Regions from separate parts of the Mus musculus genome. Here region 2 is linked to region 1. The links are chromatin contacts, found by Hi-C or POLR2A ChIA-PET in ENCODE. All regions are on one chromosome and are shown on one strand. The core of a region is the stretch at or near the end of the contact, and the rest is flanking DNA. Distances in the headings are between cores, read along the strand shown.

What was found. A loop is a pair of places that touch in the nucleus more often than their neighbours do. ChIA-PET counts read pairs that join two places held with the same protein, here RNA polymerase II (POLR2A).
Region 2: a map of T-helper 17 cell shows a loop between it and region 1 (6-fold over the local background). The contact joins the enhancer-like site here to the promoter of Eef1akmt4-ece2 in region 1. A Hi-C loop is called at or near these places in 1 of 37 maps with a recorded cell type or tissue (T-helper 17 cell). POLR2A ChIA-PET finds 5 or more read pairs at or near these places in 1 of 5 experiments (embryonic stem cell).

The regions. Positions count from the first base shown.
Region 1 is chr16:20,607,382-20,613,699 of GRCm38, reverse strand. Eef1akmt4-ece2 (Eef1akmt4-Ece2 readthrough) reads right to left here and starts at 2,099. Exons shown (of 20, transcript NM_177941.1): 1 at 1,880-2,099. The coding sequence starts at 2,075. Alg3 (asparagine-linked glycosylation 3 (alpha-1,3-mannosyltransferase)) reads left to right here and starts at 2,939. Exons shown (of 9, transcript NM_145939.3): 1 at 2,939-3,157; 2 at 4,614-4,713; 3 at 4,811-4,958; 4 at 5,054-5,214; 5 at 5,816-5,936. The coding sequence starts at 2,962. Eef1akmt4 (EEF1A lysine methyltransferase 4) reads right to left here and starts at 2,099. Exons shown (of 3, transcript NM_025462.2): 1 at 1,880-2,099. The coding sequence starts at 2,075.
Region 2 is chr16:21,335,259-21,341,417 of GRCm38, reverse strand. No RefSeq gene overlaps it. Among named protein-coding and RNA genes, the nearest start is that of Gm16863, 41 kb to the right of the region's middle. Within about 2 kb of position 1,559, at least 2 of the 3 ENCODE cell types and tissues checked have a DNase peak (open chromatin) inside an H3K27ac peak, as active enhancers do.

The DNA.
Region 1 (6,318 bases), core at 850-3,349:
ATAAGTTTTATGCCGGGCAGTGGTGACGCACGTCTTTAATCCCAGCACTTGGGAGGCAGAGAAAAAAAGTTTTATTAGAGAACATCAGTTCTCACGCTGTAGACCAGGCTGGCCTCGAACTCAGAAATCTGCTTGCCTCTGCCTCCCGAGTGCTGGGATTAAAGGAGTGCGCCACCACCGCCCGGCGATGCTAAGATTTTAACGAAGACAGATGTCTTGCCCACCAGCAGTATGACAATCAGCTGTGGAGACTGCTGAAAACAGAGCCCTGAGTGCAGGCCTGCTGGTGCCCACCTGCAATCCCAGCCTTTAGGAGGTAGGGGTGGAAAATATCCTAATCAGTAAATGTCAGGCTAGACTGCTACATAACAAGACCCCATTTCAACAAAAGAAAAAAGGTCCCTAGCTTCTATATTAGACTTCCCTGGAATTAGAATCTCAGAGTGGAGCCTAACTTGCCAGTTAATTTTGAAAGGCACTAAAGCTTGATAAACGTAGTTCTGTGGTAACTCTATAAATAAACGCAATAGTATACAACCACAGAATTCAAGAAACTGTTTACTTCTAGTGGGGAGAGGTTACGGGGAAACCATAAGCAAACTCCAAGGACACACGAAGCTTTTAGCCAGGTATTGGTCTAGATGCTTCACATACTCGTCTAATCACCAGAAGATCTCATCTGTAGGTTCTCATTTTCTTAGTTATTTACTTATGTTGTTTTGTTGAAACAGGGTCTTTCTATGTAGCCTCCTAGCTGTCCTGGAACTTGCTGCATAGCCCAGGCTGGCCTCTTGCTCCCAAGGCTGGGATTAAAGGTGTGAGTCACCACACCCAGCTAGGTTTTTATTTTCTTAAGGCTTGAAAATAGAGGCACAGAAATTTAAAGATTTTGTACAAGATTACAATTCCAGCTAAACCAAATTTCTACCATTAACTACTTGCTCTCAGAGTCCAAATTCTTAGCCACTAGGTTATCCTTTCTAGTCCTGGTCATTTTCTACTCCCCCCCCCCCAAAATATATATACTATATGTATAAGAGATACCCTTTTTATCCCTATCAAGTATTCCACTTAAATGTATACAGGCTTTAGAAGCAGAGGTAGTTGGATCTCTGTGAGTTTAAAGCCAGCCTATTCTATAAGGTGAGTTCCAAGCCAGCCAGGATTTCATAGTGAGACCCTGTCTAAAAACAAAAACAAAAACAAAAAACCCAAAATGTATACAGGCTTCTTGAACAAAACGTTTACAAACTATATTTGGAAGGCAACTCAACTCATTCAAACTTTTCCTGAGTATCCAGCAGCTGACATCCTAGCATCGCTCTTGTTGACACCTACCTCAGCTGCAATTCTCCATCAGACTCAGCATTATTCTACCCTATGAGTGTTTAGGACCAAACTTTTCTCCTGGAGTTCAGAGAAGTGGTGACTCCCTTTACCTGACAACAACTCCGGGTGCCCGCTGGTGCGAAAAGAAAACTAGGTGTTATGCTCGAGGTGCACACGATTTACTCCAGAAAAATTTGCAGTCCCATTTCTAGAAACGGAAACTGAAACACACAATGGATTCATGACTTGTCCTAGGTTACACAGCCAGTTAAATGCTGGGACTTGAAGTAGGTCCACAGAGATATGCTTTCCAGTGTCCTAGGTGCCTCCAGTGTCTGGGGCAGGGTAATGCCCCTCGCTGGGACACCAAAGGACTGTCTTTTTCCAAAGTCCTGACGATCTCTTATTCTGTCTGCCCTTGTTAAATACAGACAGATTCTGAAGGTACTGGGTGTTGGCTCCGAACTGGGGCGTCCTGGTACAGGAGAAAGCAGAAGAGAAGAAAGCGGATGTGATCTGGCCAGCGACTGGTGGCTGGGACACTACCCACCTAGCACGAGGATACGGTCCTCAGGACACAGCTCCGGCTCTAGGAGGGCACGGAAGGAAGCGAAGTCTCCGAACCACTCGTAGGGTCCAGAGTCGGCCGCGTCTTTGTAGCGCTGGTCCCAGTACTGGACTTGGCGGTACTGGAAGTTCTTCTCCGGTAACTCCGGAGGGGACACCGGAGTCCGGGGAGAGGCCATGCTCAGGGCAGCGCCGCAGCCAGGGCGGGACTAAGGAGCCCAATCACCGAGGTAAGAAATGGAAGGCGGAGCCTGTGTCTCCGCCCTCCCCTGCAGCTGCTCCACACAAACACGTGGAACTTCCGTCACCTTCTAAGCTCTTTTTTGAAAATCGTCCGGCTGGGAAGCTGAATTACTTGGTGTCATATTAACGAACTGCCCGTCTAAACTCGACCACATCTCCTCGTGGCAAACCGGATCTGGTCACTAGACGTGACCAGGCTCATTACTGCATCCTCTCGTGTTCGGTTTTCAATAACCCTTTCCAATAAGAGGCGTGATTAATTAAAGATTCCCTTCTTCCCAAGATTTTTGGAGCACCTTCGGGTACTTGGGAAGGCGGGAGGAATACTGAAAGGAGCTTTCCCCTCTACGTGAACACAACTACTCTGGGCATAGGCAGAGTGGAAAGCTGGGCTTGGAGAAGAGAACAGAACTGTTGTTTTGTTTTCTGGGCAAACACTGATATACTCGTGTTTATGTGCTCTGAAAGGGACATACACCGAGAAGTATATGTATATTTATATTACAACATCGTGTAGTCTTTCAAAGGAGATGCGTTCTAAGGACTAGCTATCTTATCCTTATTCCGGTGCACATATTCACATTAGAAATATCTCTCACCACTGTGTATAATAAGCACTAAATATGTAGCCAATGAATCATTTTGGCCTAGAAACTCCAGCTCCCTGAGTCTAATTAACAGACTGATTTTTAGTAAATAAGACTTCTGGTTACTCGGCTCAGCATTTAGTTTGAGAAGACGCCCAGAGCGTGAGACCGGAACCTAGTGTGTGAGAGTTGGTTTTCCCGGGTGGTGGAAGCAAAAGAGTGGTGCACTGTCAAGATGGCTGCTGGGCTGCGGAAACGCGGCCAGCCGGCTTCTGTCGGCCAGCCGGCAGGAATCTGGAAACAATGGCTACAGCGTGCCTGGCAAGAACGCTACCTACTGCTGCGGGAACCGCGCTACACATTGCTGGTGGCCTCCTGCCTCTGCATAGCAGAGGTGGGCATCACCTTCTGGGTCATTCACAGGGTGGCATGTGAGTTCACTGAAGGGGAGAGAACCGGAGGGAGGGAGGGATACCCAAACTAGATTACAGAGCTTTCATTCACCGATCAAACCCATATCCTTTACCTGACCCAAGCCCATTTTCCAGAACAGCGATCATAATCTCTCTCCCATATGGGAGGGAGGTTACCCAGAGATTACCTCCTGCGTTTAACATTCAGCCTGCTAAGAAAGCATAAGCAGCCACGAAGTTCTGGCCAGAATTAATGTGCTGTTGCTGCTGCTGTTCCTGATGCTTGTCTGTAGCCTTAGACAGTCACTTCCCACCGCAGATCTGATTTTTCATGCTTTTAATTCTTAGGTCTTGAAAGTCCTTTTAAAGAGTGCATTTTGTGACCTTTTAAGTCCATTAGGTACTGGTGTCTTCCAGGATCAGTCTTTTTTTAAAAAAACAAAACAAAACAGAGTCTCACTAAGTAGCCCTGATTGGCTTTGCTATGTAGACCACAGTGGCCTCAAGCTCACAGAAATCTGCCTTCTTCTGGCTCCTGAGTGTTGTTGAGATTAAAGGTGGACACCATCACAACTGGCTTATAAAGACCCTGTTCTTAAAATGAGAGTGAGGAACATTCCAGAAAGAGAATCACCATTAACCTCTAACCTCCACACTCATACTCACATGCATGTACACTCACTTATGTGTGAATCCACACATGTGCATATGAACACACACAAGACAGAGAAAGAGAACAAGACTGTTTCAAGAACTAAGAAGCTGGGTGGTGGTGGCACACGCCTTTATCCCAGCACTTGGGAGACAGAAGCAAGTGGATCTCTGTGAGTTTAAGGCCAGCCTAGTCTACAGAGTTCCAGGACAGCCAGATAGCCAGAGCTATACAGAGAAACCCTGTCTTGTAAACACACACACACACACACACACACACACACACACAAACTGAAAAGGAGAGAAGTACTACTTGAAGAATACAGGAAAGAGTAAATTTGGAGTAGGAAGAAAGATCATAAAATCAGTTTTACACATTTGAGTTTAAGACACCCACATTCATGGGCCTAAGGAGATAGCTTAGCACGTGGTATTTACCATGCAAATGTGAGACCCATAGTTCACATTCCTAGCATTAGGCATAAATGCCAGGCAGGCATGGTGACCCATCTATGATCACGGCACTGGAGAGGCAGGACAAGGGATCCTTGAAGCAAACTGACTAGCTAGACTCTGTTATATAAATGACAGAGGAAGACACCAGTGTCAACTCCTGACCTTCATATGCATGCACACATAACACACAGACGAAATATATGGGTTCACCCAGAGAATGCCGTAGGTGTGGTTACATCAGGGACGATAATGGGAGAAACCTGGGAATGAGGTAGAATCTCTGGGCTTTGGTGGTCTGAAGGCATGGGGTTTAGAAGTAGGCAAGTTCTGGACTCAGAAGGAACGAGACCATGTTATCTTCTTCCAGACACAGAGATTGACTGGAAGGCCTACATGGCCCAGGTGGAGGGTTTCATCAATGGCACATATGACTACACACAGCTGCAGGGTGACACCGGACCTCTTGTGTGAGTGAGGATAGGAAGTCTGAAGGCATTGTGAAGGGCTGGGTGGGTACCAGGCTGATAGTCCTGCCCTAGGCTCATATTTCCTTTCATCTTCCAGCTACCCAGCTGGGTTTTTGTACATCTTTACGGGGCTATTCTATGCTACTGACCGGGGCACTGATATCCCTATGGCCCAGAACATCTTTGCTGTACTCTACCTTGTCACCTTGGTGCTTGTTTTCTTGATATACCACCAGACCTCCAAGGTGAGTTGATGCCACAGGACCAACTGGCCCTGGCCTGAAGTGGGTGGTGGGGGTGGCTCAGGTTTGGGGAGCTGACGTTGGTGCCCACCCTTTAGGTACCTCCCTTCGTCTTTTTCTTCATGTGTTGTGCCTCTTACCGTGTCCATTCCATCTTTGTACTGCGGCTCTTCAATGACCCAGTAGCTATGGCCTTGCTCTTCCTGAGCATCAACCTTTTCCTGGCACAGTGCTGGAGCTGGGGCTGCTGCTGTTTCAGGTCAGAGCCTTTTCCTTCTGCCCCCCCACCCCCCAGTCACATTTCCATATCTTCCCAATGTTCTGCAGGAGAGGACATCAAGAGTGGTTAGATAGCCAGGCAGTGGTGGCGCATGCCTTTAATCCCAGCACTTGGGAGGCAGAGGCAAGCGGATTTCTGAGTTCAAGGCCAGCCTTGTCTACAGAGTGAGTTCCAGGACAGCCAGGGCTACACAGAGAAACCCTGACTTAGGGGGAAAAAAGAGAGTGGTTAGTTACTGTAGGTCACTCTGGCCGCCCTGAACAAGTCAAGGGTCTGTAGAAAGTTCCTTTCCTCATGCTTTCTTCCTATGTTTATCCCAGATGGCATCCATGTTGGGGTTGGCCCTTAAGTATGTCAATCTGTACATGTCCATTTAGTCTGGACAGAGGGACAGGTATTATTCCCTTCTTCCCAGCCTCCTCTCAGGCCATCTGTGCTCCTCTAACAGTTCTGGATAGAGACCACATCCTGGCACTTAATAACCTGAGGAGAAGATCTGTGGGGGAGGTGGGGTGTCGTTCCAAGGGGCACCCAGTCCTGGAGCTGACCCTGGACTTTTCCTGTCCTTTGTCCATTTCAGCCTGGCTGTCTCGGTGAAGATGAATGTGCTGCTCTTCGCCCCGGGATTGCTATTCCTTCTTCTTACTCAGTTTGGCTTCCGTGGTGCCCTCCCCAAGCTGGCCATCTGTGCTGCTCTTCAGGTAACTGTCTATCCTGCCCTTACTGGTGAGAAAGGGCCTCCCCTTACCGAAGAGACGGATCTCCTTAAATCTCTTAGGGCTTTCTCAAAAGCCAACAGACAAGAGTTTGGAGTTGTTGCTTTCACTGGGCAGCCACTTTAGATCCCACGGCTACTGAACTTGGCAGGCCTCTCAGAGCCTTCCTAAAGCTGCTTGCTTAAGACCTGATCAACTAGCTAGGCATGGTGGTACACATCTTTAACCCTAGCACTTGGGAGGTCTCTGAGTTCAGGGCACCCTGGTCTACATAACAAATGCCAGGCCAGCCAGGACTACATAGTGAGACTCTCTCTCTAAATACCTCCTTCCCCCTTCAAACACACACACACAATCAGGTGAAAAT
Region 2 (6,159 bases), core at 310-2,809, 730 kb before region 1:
TGAAGGCCCTTGTCTCCAACTGGTTTTTGATCGATCAATAAAGAGCCAACAGCCAACAGCTGGGTGGAGAGAGAGGCGCAGAACTTTTATATTGTGAGGGCTAGGAACTGGGAGAAAGGAAGACAGAGTATGGATCCCCTTGCCTGGGGTGAGAAGGGTGGGATGTAGGAGCTGCAGGAGAGAAAGCCTGGCCACTTCCGCTATTGGGCCTAGAGTAGCAGGGGGGAGGTTTAGGAGTGACCAGTCTTTGAGCTAGTCACAGCATATCATAAATTAACTGACATGTGTCTTTCATTCCAGAATCCAGATTGTTCCTGGGTGTGTGTGTGTGTGACCCTCTGGGAGCCAAAGCAGTGTGGCTTAGTTAAACTTGCAGCTACAAGCCTACCTGGGGCTACTTACCACTGTTTGTAACTCCGGCTCCAAGTGATCTGAAGGCTCCTTTTGGGTACTGAAGTCCCCCTTCCCCACAAACATACAAATAAAGTAAAACTTGAACTTAAAAAAATTAATTTAGCGTGTGTGCATACACCTATGCAGGTCCACTTGCCTTTGCATGTGTGTAGAGGCCAGAGGTCAGCTTCAGGAGTCTTCCTCTATCACGCTCTACCTTATTTATTTATTCATTCATTTACTTATTTATTTATTTTTGGAGATGGGCGCTCCAGGTTGGCCAGCACTGGAGTGTGTGCTACTCTTTGCATGGGGGTGTTGGGGATCTGAACCCAGATCCTTGTGTATTCTCTTTGAATACCCAGAAATTCTCTGCCATGCCTTTGCCTCAAAGCTCTGCAGAAGCTAGCTGGGAGCCACCCACCAAGACCTTAAACACCTTGGGAGTGCAGCCCCGCCTCCCTGCCTCCCCAGCTCCTTACTCAGCCTCATGCTTAGAACACACCTGGTAACTGCTTGTGGCATAAACAAAAGCTTCACGTATGCGATGTGGGCGGGGAGAGGTGGAAGGTGCAGGGAGAAGCCCTCTCCAAATGAGCCATTATGCAGAAAGGGTCATTGTTACAGGAGGCAGAGCTGGAGGCAAGCCCTTCTATCCACGAGGACCAGCGCCCCCAATTACACCAGCTGGCCTCAACTTCTGTGTGAGCCTGATTAAAAAGCACCCTCTCTCCAGTGTCTGGAAACCCCTGCAAGGAAAGTTTGCTGCCCAAAGTTGGCTTTTGACTAGAGTCTTAATAAGAGGCTTCAGCAGGCTGCGTGGAGAGACAATGTCACTTTAGAGGAGCAGCTGGAAGCGGCAGTTAGAAGAATTATTTTAATGAATACATTTCCTTTCAATTGTATGGGAATATCAAGATCCCATTAGAATGGGGAAGCAATTAGAACTAATAAAGATGAATGCGCAGTGCTCAGTGCATGTGGAATAACAAGCAGCCAACAAAGGGACTCCCTGAGCAGGCTCTAATCCAAGTGAGGCCGGAGCCAGCAGAGGGGGAGAGGCTCTGCTCAGCCACTCAAAGCCACCTTGTCCCCGCACATTCTGATCACGGCCTGGCCCACAAATGGTGTGAGTTGTGGCCTCCAAGGTGGGGAGGGGTGGCCCCCACCCCATCCTGGGTCAGCCTCTTGGGGGTTGAGATGGACTGTTGGCAGCCCCTTGGCAACAGCCATTCAAACCGGGCCTCTGGCTCCCAGCCAGCTTCTCGCTTGTCCCTCCAACGAGGCCTCATTGTGTCCAGGTGGCAAACGCCTTCTCGTGAACGTTCCTTAGAGGTTTGGAGAGGGACTGGGACAGTGAGGAGGGAAGAAAGGGTGAATGAGAAGGGGCCTCTGCCCTGCATCCCTCCTCTCCCCTCCTCCACGCCCACAGCCTGTGCCTCCTCTGAGTTTGGGGTTATGTTACAGTCAGTGGTGAGTCACAGGCAGCCAAACACAGAAGTACTGTTGCTTACACAATTGCTCTTCAAACAGCAACAAACAATTTTCATTACCCAAGTCAGATCAAATCATTCGCCTGGCCATCCTGCCTCTTCATAGCCACGCAAACAGGCCCAGAGCCTCATGCTTTGCCCATTCCGCTCTGACAGCACTGGGCTACGGTCTGCATTGGGCTCTGAGGACAGACAAAGCTCTTTCTCTCCTTCATTTGAGCTGGATCTGCTGCATGGCTGTCAAGAAAGGAACAAGAGAGACACAGTCACCTCTGCAGTGAGGCCCTGCTCAGTTGTGGGTCAGCCTGCTATTACCATCTGTGTGAAGCAAGGGCTGCCAGACTCCTGCGCCTGAGTTTAGAAGGTGTCCAACAAGATAAGTCTGGCTCGCTACCAAAGTATTCACTGGCCCCTAATGCAGTGTCTGTACTTGACATTTCTTTGTTTAATTTCTTTTGGCCAGACATTTTTTTGAACCAGGAATGTGTAAACTCACTCCGAAATGTCTGTATGAGAGGCCAGTTGCATGCTCATTACTAGTTTTTTTCTATTCCTTCTCTTAAAAAAAAATCTTCACCATCTCTTTAGGACCTTGAAATAACCCCATGGGATAGACAACCAGGATTCATTGAGCCCCGTGATGAGGAAAACACAGGCCCACACAAGGTCCTACACAAGGTCACAGAGCCACCAGTGGGTAAGAACCTGGCTCAGTACAGACTGACACCTTTCCCACACCTCCACAAAGTACAGACATTCCAGGAGACGTCACCCTGAGGTTCTTGGCTTCCACTGTAACTCCTTATCCCTACCCATCCCTACCCACCCCCACCGCACTGCACTAAGCACCAAGGGCTAGAAAGGGTACCTAGAAGATTTGTATCCACAGTCACCAAAGGGCTTGCTTTGCCACCAGCCCCTTTCCTCCCTTTCCATAGCTCAGATAAAGATTGTCTGAAAGGCTTTCAGGACATGGTAGATACGGTAAGAACTGGGAAAGATTGCCGAGTCTGTCTCCTTCAGTAGACACTGGCAAGGATAAAACCGTGTCTGTGCACCTGCCACGCCCCTGGCCTCCCACACCTGAAGGCCTACTCCTTGAACTTTTGATGTATAATTTTGGAGTGTAATTTACATGCTATGAGGTGCATGGATATATAGTTTGGCAAGTCGTAACTATTGTAGTCCTATACTGGAGAAACAGAGAATGTACATCTACACAAAGTTTCTGCTAATCCTTTCCAGTCAGATACACAGGACCCTGTCACAGGTGTCACCCTGGACAGGTGAGATCCTACTGCTGGTACCTTTTGTGTCTCTCGGTTGGTGTAACGGCTGCCGGGGTCACCCGTATGCTTCCAGTACTTTGTTCTTTTTCAAAAACTATGTATTGAAAAGCGAAATCATGAAATTTTCTGGTTAAGTGGATGGAGCTGGAAAAAATTATACTGAATGAGGTCACCAAGGCCCGGGAAGACAAACCAAACACTGCACATTCTCTCCCATCGGCTGATCCCAGTCTCGAGTCATCTGTTGTGGAGTTTAACTTGGAACACAAGCGGAAGCCAGGAAACTGGAAGGAGACACTGGGGTGCTTTAGGGGAAAGGGGCGATTATAAATAAAACAAAAGTAGACGAGTGGACCAGTGGGGGGCAGGAAGGCTTAGGCAGGGAGGGAATCGAAGGGTAAGGAGGGGGTTACCCAAAGGAAAGGGCCACAGCCAACTAAAAATGATAATTGGAGGGACTGGTAGAACACATGAAATATGAAAAGAGACGGGGAGGGGGGACACTAGAGGTTAAGATTTGGCCTGGGACAGGGCTTGGGGGGAGGGCGAGGACAGGCGCTAACTAAAACTAAGGGTAGATGGAAAAACTTTGTGGAAACCCATTAGTAAGTTAATTTCACATTTCATTTTTAAAAAGGTGTTCAAACGTAAATACCATGAATGGACAGACAATGTCACTCTCAGAATCCATGGGCTGTTAAATAAAAATCGCAGTACATGGGCATGGAATACTCCCTAGGAGTGAATGTCAGGCAGGCCCCAGAGGTCTCAAGCTACTGCCTTCATCTTGGTTAGCTATCATAACTCCATGGTGAGATCCTATTGCTGAAGACACAACGCACTTAGCTGCAGGGCAGAAAACCAATCCTAAACCAACCAGGAATGATTCCCCTTCCTAAGCAACACTGCTGGAAGATGCTGTGCAGGCTGCTGGGGAGAAACGGCAGCCACGGTTCCAGCCAGCACCAGATCCATGCTTTGTTTGTTTAGTTAGTTAGTTAATTAATTAAATCTTGGAGACAGGGTCTCTTTATGTGGCATTGGCTGTCCTAGAACTCACTATGTAGACCAGACTGGCCTCAAACTCGGAGACCCAACTGCCTTTGCCTCTGGGATTAAAGGTATGCATCACCACGCCCAGCCTAACTAACTGTTTTTATTAGACTTGAGGCCTGTTCTGCAGTACTGCAGTTGACCTGCTACTGTAGTTCTGATCAGAAACCCATGGCTAGAGGGACAGTAGGCTGTGGAGTAAAACTTGCTATTATTATTTTGCTAAATTGTCTTGCTGTTAAATTGACTGCTGAATACTTATGTTTACATCCACAGACCTGGGCTGCTCTCAACCATGGTCAGAGAATCTTCTTTTGGCAGTGGACAGCAGTCAATAGAGAGTAGCATTACTGGTTAAAGATCTGGAAATAAATGAGTTCTCAGCCCTAAAGGAGATGTCTGTATCATTGCCTGACTCTGAAGGCTCAGGGTATCACAGAAGAGGAGGTGGAAAGAGGAGCTCTGTGAAGAGCACACATCTGAACATGACTCCTACTTCCTGTACAGGACTTCCTGTACATCTTTCAACCCAACAGCCGCCATCTTCGGGAGTTCATATCGCCACAGCTGGTCTTGTTCACTGTTGACCTCTCATAGAAGAAGTGGTGGGAAGGGGTGGGGGACCCTCACCTCAGTAACTAGCCACTCCTCCAACAAGTCTGTACTGATTGAATGTGGCCTCAGGGGAAGCCTAGAAGCTCATAGGCCGGGAAGAGGTGGAGAGAGCCCCACTCTGGTGCCGTAGGGGGAGCCCTCATCCTAGTGGCATGCACATGCTCCATGCTCCGGTGCAGCATTGCTCTGTCAGTGAGCCTAATAGACTCACGGGATCCCCAGAGCAAACTTTGGTGGAATTGCACCTCGGTTCACTACTGAGATCTTGGGAGAAAGAGGAGAGTGTGTTTACCTCTCTCTACAGGTAAGGAATTTCAACAACACTGGAACACTCAGCAACTGACAGCATTTGTGGTTTGTGTGCCCAAGGCCAAGCCAAGAAAAATTCCAGCATGGATGAAGGAGATACTCAAGAGCCTCCACCCCTCCAAGTTACTACTGACAACTGTTAACTGCTGCAGAAGGGGGAGTCATCCCTCTTTTGGGATATGGGCAGTGATAGGTTGTCCATGTTCTAGTGAATAACCCTATTCCCATGTACACATGGCAACACTAATTGGACTAAATGGTTATATAAAAGAAGAAGGAGGGGAGAGGGAAGAGGAGCGGGAGGGGGAGGAAAGGGGAAGAGGAGGAAGAAGAAATGAAATAGGGAAATTAGTGTTTTGAGGGGGATCCAGAGGGAGACAGAAGGAGTAAATAGGAGGTAGGTATGCACATGTTTCACTGTATATAAATGTGAAATTCCCAAACAATAAATAAAATTTGAAAAGGGATTTTTGTTTCTCAAATGACTTGAGCGATACAGCAAGGACTCACAGTGACACTGTACATTCATTTGGAAAGTGAACAGGAAACTTTGAATTAAGTAGATTTAAACTAGTTGATATTTTAATAAAAATAATAGTTCAGTTAAAATAAGTATTGTTTTTTGAAAAGCCATCTAAATTATTGCTAATTTGTCTCTTAAAGTGCTTTACATTCATCTTATCTCCTGTGTGCTTCTTTCTGCAGCATTCTCCTGACTCTTTCCTTGACCAACCTTGCTGAAACAGGTGTATTATTTTATCTTCATTACTGGCCCTAAGCCCTTACCCGCTTCGAGATGGGGTTTCTCTGTGTTGCCCTGGCTGACCTGGAACTCACTGTGTAGACCAGGCTGGCCTCAAACTCACAGAGATCTGCCTGCCTCTGCCTCTTGAATACTGGAATCAAAGGTGTGCGCCCCCATGCCAGGCTTCAGCAACTGTCCTTCTACAAAGGGCACTGGCAGGGCAGTTCGGGCGGTGATCATGGAGACTGAAAAGCTTCAGAGA